Regions from separate parts of the Mus musculus genome. Here region 1 is linked to region 2. Evidence: chromatin contacts called from ENCODE Hi-C or POLR2A ChIA-PET data. All regions are on one chromosome and are shown on one strand. The core of a region is the stretch at or near the end of the contact, and the rest is flanking DNA. Distances in the headings are between cores, read along the strand shown.

Region 1 (3,377 bases), core at 282-2,781, 1.4 Mb before region 2:
TTAGTATCTTTCATTTACTGAAAATTTTGATTGCCAAATTCCTTCTCATTAGGATATAAACTTCCTTAAAGACAGGGCTCGTGTCTTTTCAGCCTTTTTACTTAGAGGCAAAGTTCTCAGGTACAAAACAGAAATAGCGGTCAAGATTTTGGTAAGCAACACCACCTACATCACTATTTTTTTTGCAACACTCCAAACGTGAAAATGCCAGAAAACTAGGGATAAACAAAAAGAATTTGATAAAAACTGGATCCACCCAACGTTTGTATGACTCAGTCCAATCTTGGTCCCGCTTTACACAGGAGCTGCATGGAACACTAACAGAAAGTCATATGCTCTTGCAGAAAAGCAAGAGGGAAATGGCATATCCTGTAGCTTTACTGCTCTGTAGTCTGAAAAGAAGTTAAGTGTATTGTCACCACTTAGAAATAAATTCAAGACGTGCATGCCCAGCATCATTAGTGGTGCACTATAGCTCACCATCAGACTTAATAATACTTTCACTCTCGCCTTTGATATAAAAATATCCACGCAGCCAGGGCGCTCCACCCCAAAGAGACGGGAGTCTGACTTATTTAGGGGAACAGGTCGGCTGTCGAGCCTAGCCAACGAAGGTTAAGAACACATAAAATAAAATACAAATTAACACTTTTAAGAATTCGTGGTGGTTGAAAACCCAAAAGAATGCAATGGCCAAAGCAGGGCTATACAGAGAAACCCTGTCTCGAACCGGCCCCCCCGCCCCCAACCCAAAAAAAAGAAAAAAAGAATGCAATGGCCAGATCTAAGTTAGGCCGCGCCCTCAGCCTTCGGAAGGCGCCAAGCAAAGGGACGCCGGGGTCCTGCTGCGCGCCATCCCCAGGGCAAGGGCGGTTCTCCGGTCACATGTCCCCCCCAGCTAGTCCGCCCCGCCCGGAGGGAACCGCCAGGCTCCTCGCGCGCAAGCGCCAACCCGCCAACTCCGTAGTGGCGGCCGCGCAATACGCAAGCGCAGGAGCTCCAGGCAGGGGGTGGAGCCAATTTAGGAGGGAGAGTAGAGCGCGCCTAAATCCTAGAGAGGCGGGTCCGGAGCCAGGGGAAGGGCTTGTTTTCCGGAAGGTGTGCACTCAGAGTGGCGGGTTTGCAGCTCTGCAAACTCGCTCGTAACAGACGATGGAGGAAGACTGGGGGCCCGCCTGTGTCCATCACAGACTTTCAGGCAGAAGTCGGAGCTGTCCCCAGGACATGAGGACTCTGGAGAAGCCGGTTCGCGGGATAACGGAGGGGGGGTGCGGGGAGAGGGCAGCATGGCGGGTTTGCGCAGAGGACCAGCCGCCTTCACAGGCCACGCCTACATGGGCGTGCTTGCCAGCTCCATCAGCAACTTTGGGGAGGCGAGGATCTGGGCGTGTGGGAGGAGCCCAGGCTCCAGGGCTGGCTCCGCCCCCGCGCCCTCCTATTGGGCGAGCGAGGGCGTCCTCTCATGCCGCCTGCCTATTGGCACGCTTGTGCAAACGCCGCGCCCCATTGGTCTGTTCTGATTTGGGCACCAAATTCAAAGATTTTAAAAGTACCAGCTGGCGCCTTTTAAGAGCTGCGGCTCGGCGCCTCGTCTGGCCGGCCACCTTTTTCCTGTCGTCGCCGCCACCTCCCCAGCATTGGAGCCCGAGTTTTGCGGCATGAGCCGGCGCACCTGCAGTGACCTGCGCCGGCCGTCCTCCTGTCCCTGCCGTCTTGGCGCGCGGACTACCGTGGACGGTGAGTGTGAGGCGGGCATCGTGGGAATCCTTTCTCTGTGGCGGCAGCCTCAGAAACTGGGTGCTTGCAGATCACGGTGTTCCGGGCCTCAGGCGACCTATTTGGGCCCGGGACTGGGAGGAAGGCGCGGAGCAAGGGTGGCTGGTGCAGAGTGGGACAGATGTGGTCGGCCTTGTACGGGGTCCTACTATTCCATCCCACCCCGAGACCCTGCACTGGGGACGTGCAAGGTAGTGGCTTCTGCGCGCCGCATTCCACCCCACCCCCTGCCTGGGCGCCAAATGCCCCCTCCTCTCCCCTCCTCAACTCATGCTCGAGCTGTGACAGGACTGTGGGACTCCAAGCTGGCCAGATGGCCCCATCTCTAGCCTCTACGCCCCCCATTTCACAACTCATCTATCTCACATCCATACTCAGTCTCCGTAACTTTTTGCCCTCAGAGCCCTGGCTGGAGAGCGCGGGAGATTGAGCTCCGCGCTTATCTCCCGCCTTCCCTCGTGCACCGCGCCCTCGGGGCACCTCCCACCACCGACCCCCTCAGCATTTCTAGGGGCTCCTTCTCAGCTCCCGCCAAATGTAAAGGACCCCCCAGCCCCCGCCTGCCCACTGTACCAAATGGAAAAAGTTTTTTTTTTCCTCCCCTGTTTTGCTGCTTCTCAGTAAGTCTCAAGGCCTGGAGTCAGCAGGGCCTTTTAAAAAGCGCCCTTTTTCCTCCAAAACGGTGAGTTTGCCTGTAGTGTTTAGCTGATGAAAGAATCGAGGAGGGATTGTTTAATTTTCGGGTGTTTTGAAGAATTAATGGTCACTTTTTCCAACGTTTAGGTGAGCAGAGAGAATCAATTGTTTATTTTCTTATTAATTTTTTATCTTTCTTGGCATCTCAATGAAAGATGCATCGGTTCTATCGTAGAAAATTTCCAACTGAAGGAAGAGGTAATTCATTCTCTCTCTCTCTCTCTCTATATATATATATATATCCTCAATAATCTTTCTTCATCAGAAAAGGAATTAAGTCTTGAAGAGAAGAAAGTACTAGCTTAGCAGAATGTGTCTGTAAAAGAGTACCCGAGTCTCCGTTAGAAAATAAGAAATTTAATGGTTTACGAAGGGATTCTTTTGCTCAGCTTTCCTCCTCAGGAAATGCTTGCTGCCCCCAACTCCCCTCCCCCACTGGGTTTACAGCCTTGAAGAAACCTTAAAAAATAATTAGAACATTTAAATATTTTTCAAAGTAGACTTAAAGGTTTTCTCTTGGCTTATACTTTCAATCACCTTTCCTCACCCTTGCACAAAGAAGGGATGGTGTTTGACCTTGGCCACATGGCTGGGGACTGAGACTGAAACCTAGTTAACATATGGAAGAGCTAAGACTTTAAGGCCAGCTTTCATTACAGTCTTTAATCTGGAGTGTAAAGCCTGTGTTTATAAGTTAAATGAAAGGCCAGACTTGGTGCACTTTAGCTCTCCACCTTTCCCCCATCCCGTGATTGGCTGAGGGGTGCTAATGTGAGTTCTAAAACATTGAAATATTTTTCGTTTTATCTGTAAGTTCATTTAAGGACAGCCCCCTCCCCAAAACCTAATAGAATAAGCTGGTCAGAAAGCTCCGCAGAGATTCTTTCATTTGAAGTTTTGCCTCC
Region 2 (3,151 bases), core at 76-2,575:
GGTCTCTTTCTAAAGGAAATAGAGCATTCCAGTGTGAAGGACAGCACTGCTGTTTTACTGATAATGCCCTAGAACTCGCAGGTCACGGTCAGGACTCGTTTGTGGACGCAGACGTTTAAGCACTCTACAAGCCATTCATCTAGCTGATCAAAGGCTAGGAAAGTTCAAGGCAGGTATCCACGGGATCTGTTACTCACACTGGGCAACACTACAGCTACACAGATGTTTACATCCTCGAAGAAATTAGTCATCAGTAGGTGTACATACAACTGGATTGCTAAGCACACTCACTCGAGGTTTCTAGGACGCACAGTCAGTGTACAGCATTGTGCTAGGAGTCTGACTTTCAAAACCAAACGGGTTTGGCATCAAGGTCCTTACAGACTTCTGTGCTGGCAAGCCAAGTGTTAGCTGCCAGCACTTATTTACAAACAAGCGTAAAATCTAAGCTATGTAAAGTAAACCACTAACTCAAGCACGCAAAAGGGATAAAACTGTACTACCTGAAGCACAACTTCTAGCAAAAGGGAAACATAAAAGGTCAACTTTAAACCCTTAAGAAGGTTCAATCAGGGCATTCCAATTCCCCCGCCATGTTACCTGTTTCAGAATCTCCCTTTAACACACCCCACAGGATGGCAACTCTTGACTCTACTCCACTAGATCCTCAAGAGACCAAAAGTCAACCAGAGTATCGTCCTGTCCAAATGCACACAGCGCAAAGCACCACAAAGCTTAACGCGCAGGGAAGTATCCCACTCAATCCTAACGGAAACAGCTTAGCCTACAAGTCGCCTATGCAACGCAGCAAGCACCTCGACCTCGCAACACAGGACATGCAACGATAGCTACTTCTGTATGACTTTCAGCCAGCACCGATCAACAACAGCCCAACTCCGTATCTTCGGACGAATAGCTAACCCGGAGCAGTCCAAGGACAAAGGCAGAGAGAGCCAAGAGATGTCAAGCATCTCTTGACAGGAGAACGGGCATGCGTCTCCCTCTGCACCCCTGAAAAGACCGTCTGCAGCGGCAGGACTGGTCCTACCTAAACACTCTGTAAACAAGGGGGCCGGGCCGCCAGCCTCCGGGCCCGGCCGCTGAGAAGTTTCCTCGCCTCAGCTGCACATGGCTTGCAGAACTTTGGCTGGGGCCGCGAGCCCAGGCTGGGTGGAAGCCGCAGCGCCGAGCTGCAGGCGGCGGCAGCAGCGGCGGCGGCGGCGGCGACGGCGGCAGAGCAGCAGGAGGCGGAGGCGGGCGGGCAGGGGGGAGGGGAGCGGCTGGGGGGGCGGAGGGGCTCTTGCCGCCACTGCTCTCTCGCCGCCTCTCCCCCCCGGCGGGAGCCGCTCTCAGCCGCTTTGCACTAGTCGCTCCGCTCTCTCGGTCATGTGACCTTAACGTAACCGGACAGGAAAAGCCCCGCCGCCGCCGCCCGCCGCCGCGCCGGAGACACCGACCGCGGCGGCAGCAGCAAGCAGCAGCAGCAGCAGCAACGCGGGGCAGAGGCGGCGGCGGGGACAGTTAGGCCAGGCCGCCCGGCTCTGCCTCCCCTCTCACGCCCCGCCGCGGCCGCCCGCACCGGCGACAGGTAAGCGCGCACCGCCACCGCGTCCCGGGGCCCACGTGCCGCCCCCGGCCCGGGCTCCGGGAAGCAGCAGGGAGGGGCGGGAGCCGCCGGAGCTCGCAAACGGTTCCGGCAGCGGCCGTGGCAACAAAGGCGACGAATGACTCCCGGTCCCGGGGCTCCCGGCGAAGGCAGGCGGCGGGCCCTAGCGCGCGGGGCGCCGGGGCGGGGGCGGCCCCGGCGGGGCGGGGGCGGCGACGGCGCCAGGCGCCGGGGCCCTAGCCGCCTGACAAAACCATCCAGGCAGCCGGGCGGCGGCGAGTCGCGGCCGCTCCATCCGGGGCTTCGCAGGAGGGGGAGGGGACGGAAGCCGAGAGGGCGGGCGCAAGGGGAGGGGGCGCTCCGCGTTCCGGTCCTAGTCGCCGGTGTCTGCTGCCCGCCGCGGCCAAGGGCGTCCGGAGCGGGCGGCTGCCGGTGAGCGGTCCCGCGCCGGAGCCCCGCCAGGTGGGCCCATCAGGTGCGTACTCGGCCGTCGCCTCCCGCCGGGGTTGTTGTCTTCGCCGCCTCGGCGGCCAGGCCGCGAGCTGCGGAAGTGGGTTTGGGGGAGGGGAGGCAGCAGGGAGGGGGAGGGGAGGGATCCGGTCGGACCGGAGCAGGCCCGGCCTCTCTGGCGCGTCTCCCAGCTGCAGCGGCTCCTACAGCTGCTGTCGCTACTGCTACGGCTCCGCCTCCCGCTCGCGGGCGGGGGCGCGCACGCGCGCTTCCGGCCTCGGGTCTCGCGCTGTCTGAGGCTCTCGCGCGCGCTGCTCCCCTCCCCTCCCCCCTCCCGCCCCTCCACCACGCCCCTGGCGCCGGGGCCGTGGCGCCGGCCGGGGCGGTGCGCGCGCGAGGCGTAGGCGTCGGCATTGTGTTGGGCGCCGCGGGACTCGGGGCGCGGGCGCGCGGGCGCGGGCGCGGGCGCGAGCGTGCGGGGCCTAAGGGAGGGGCGAGCGAGCGAGCGAGCGGCGCGACCAGAGTGCGTTGCTCCCCCTCCCCTGGGCCCCTGGGGCGGACCCGGACGCCGCTCCGCCCGCTCCGCCCCCTCCCTTGCGGGGCGGGGCCAAGGCCTCCTGGGCGGGTCTTCGCTGCCTAGGGCTGCAGCCGGAGCGGTCGCGCCCTCCTCTGCCTGTTGGGCCAGGCTGGGAGAGTCTGTGCCGGGGAGTTAGGGGTTTGGGTTGCTGCAGGCGTTAAGCACAAGCTCCCAGACCGTTCGTTCACAGATCAGAGTGCATGCACAATTGAAAGCTGTGTAGGGTGCAAGCTTTCTGTTGCTTTTAGCTGGTAGTGGGTTATAAAGACTCCTGCAAATTAGATCCCGCAGCCGAGCAGTAAGAGGAAAAAATCTTGTGCCTGACAGGCTATTTGCTGCGAGAACTTCCCACCCAACTTCTCGAACAACTTAATCACACCTCGGGGAGTCTCTCTCCCAGTCAGTATTGTTCTTTCCCACCATCATCATACAATACCTTTGGCCCACTTAGCGCGAGCGCCTAGATTTTATTCATCTTCAGGGTGTATTGTTTTAATAAAATATGGCATAAAGAGAAT

Evidence for each region. A loop is a pair of places that touch in the nucleus more often than their neighbours do. ChIA-PET counts read pairs that join two places held with the same protein, here RNA polymerase II (POLR2A).
Region 1: a loop to region 2 is called in a map of T-helper 17 cell, with 6 times the contacts of the local background. The contact joins the promoter of Fbxo5 here to the promoter of Zbtb2 in region 2. A Hi-C loop is called at or near these places in 1 of 37 maps with a recorded cell type or tissue (T-helper 17 cell). POLR2A ChIA-PET finds 5 or more read pairs at or near these places in 1 of 5 experiments (embryonic stem cell).

The regions. Positions count from the first base shown.
Region 1 is chr10:5,803,619-5,806,995 of GRCm38, reverse strand. It overlaps Fbxo5 (F-box protein 5), which reads left to right and starts at 1,531. Exons shown (of 5, transcript NM_025995.2): 1 at 1,531-1,737. The coding sequence starts at 1,659.
Region 2 is chr10:4,386,282-4,389,432 of GRCm38, reverse strand. Zbtb2 (zinc finger and BTB domain containing 2) reads left to right here and starts at 1,325. Exons shown (of 3, transcript NM_001033466.3): 1 at 1,325-1,588.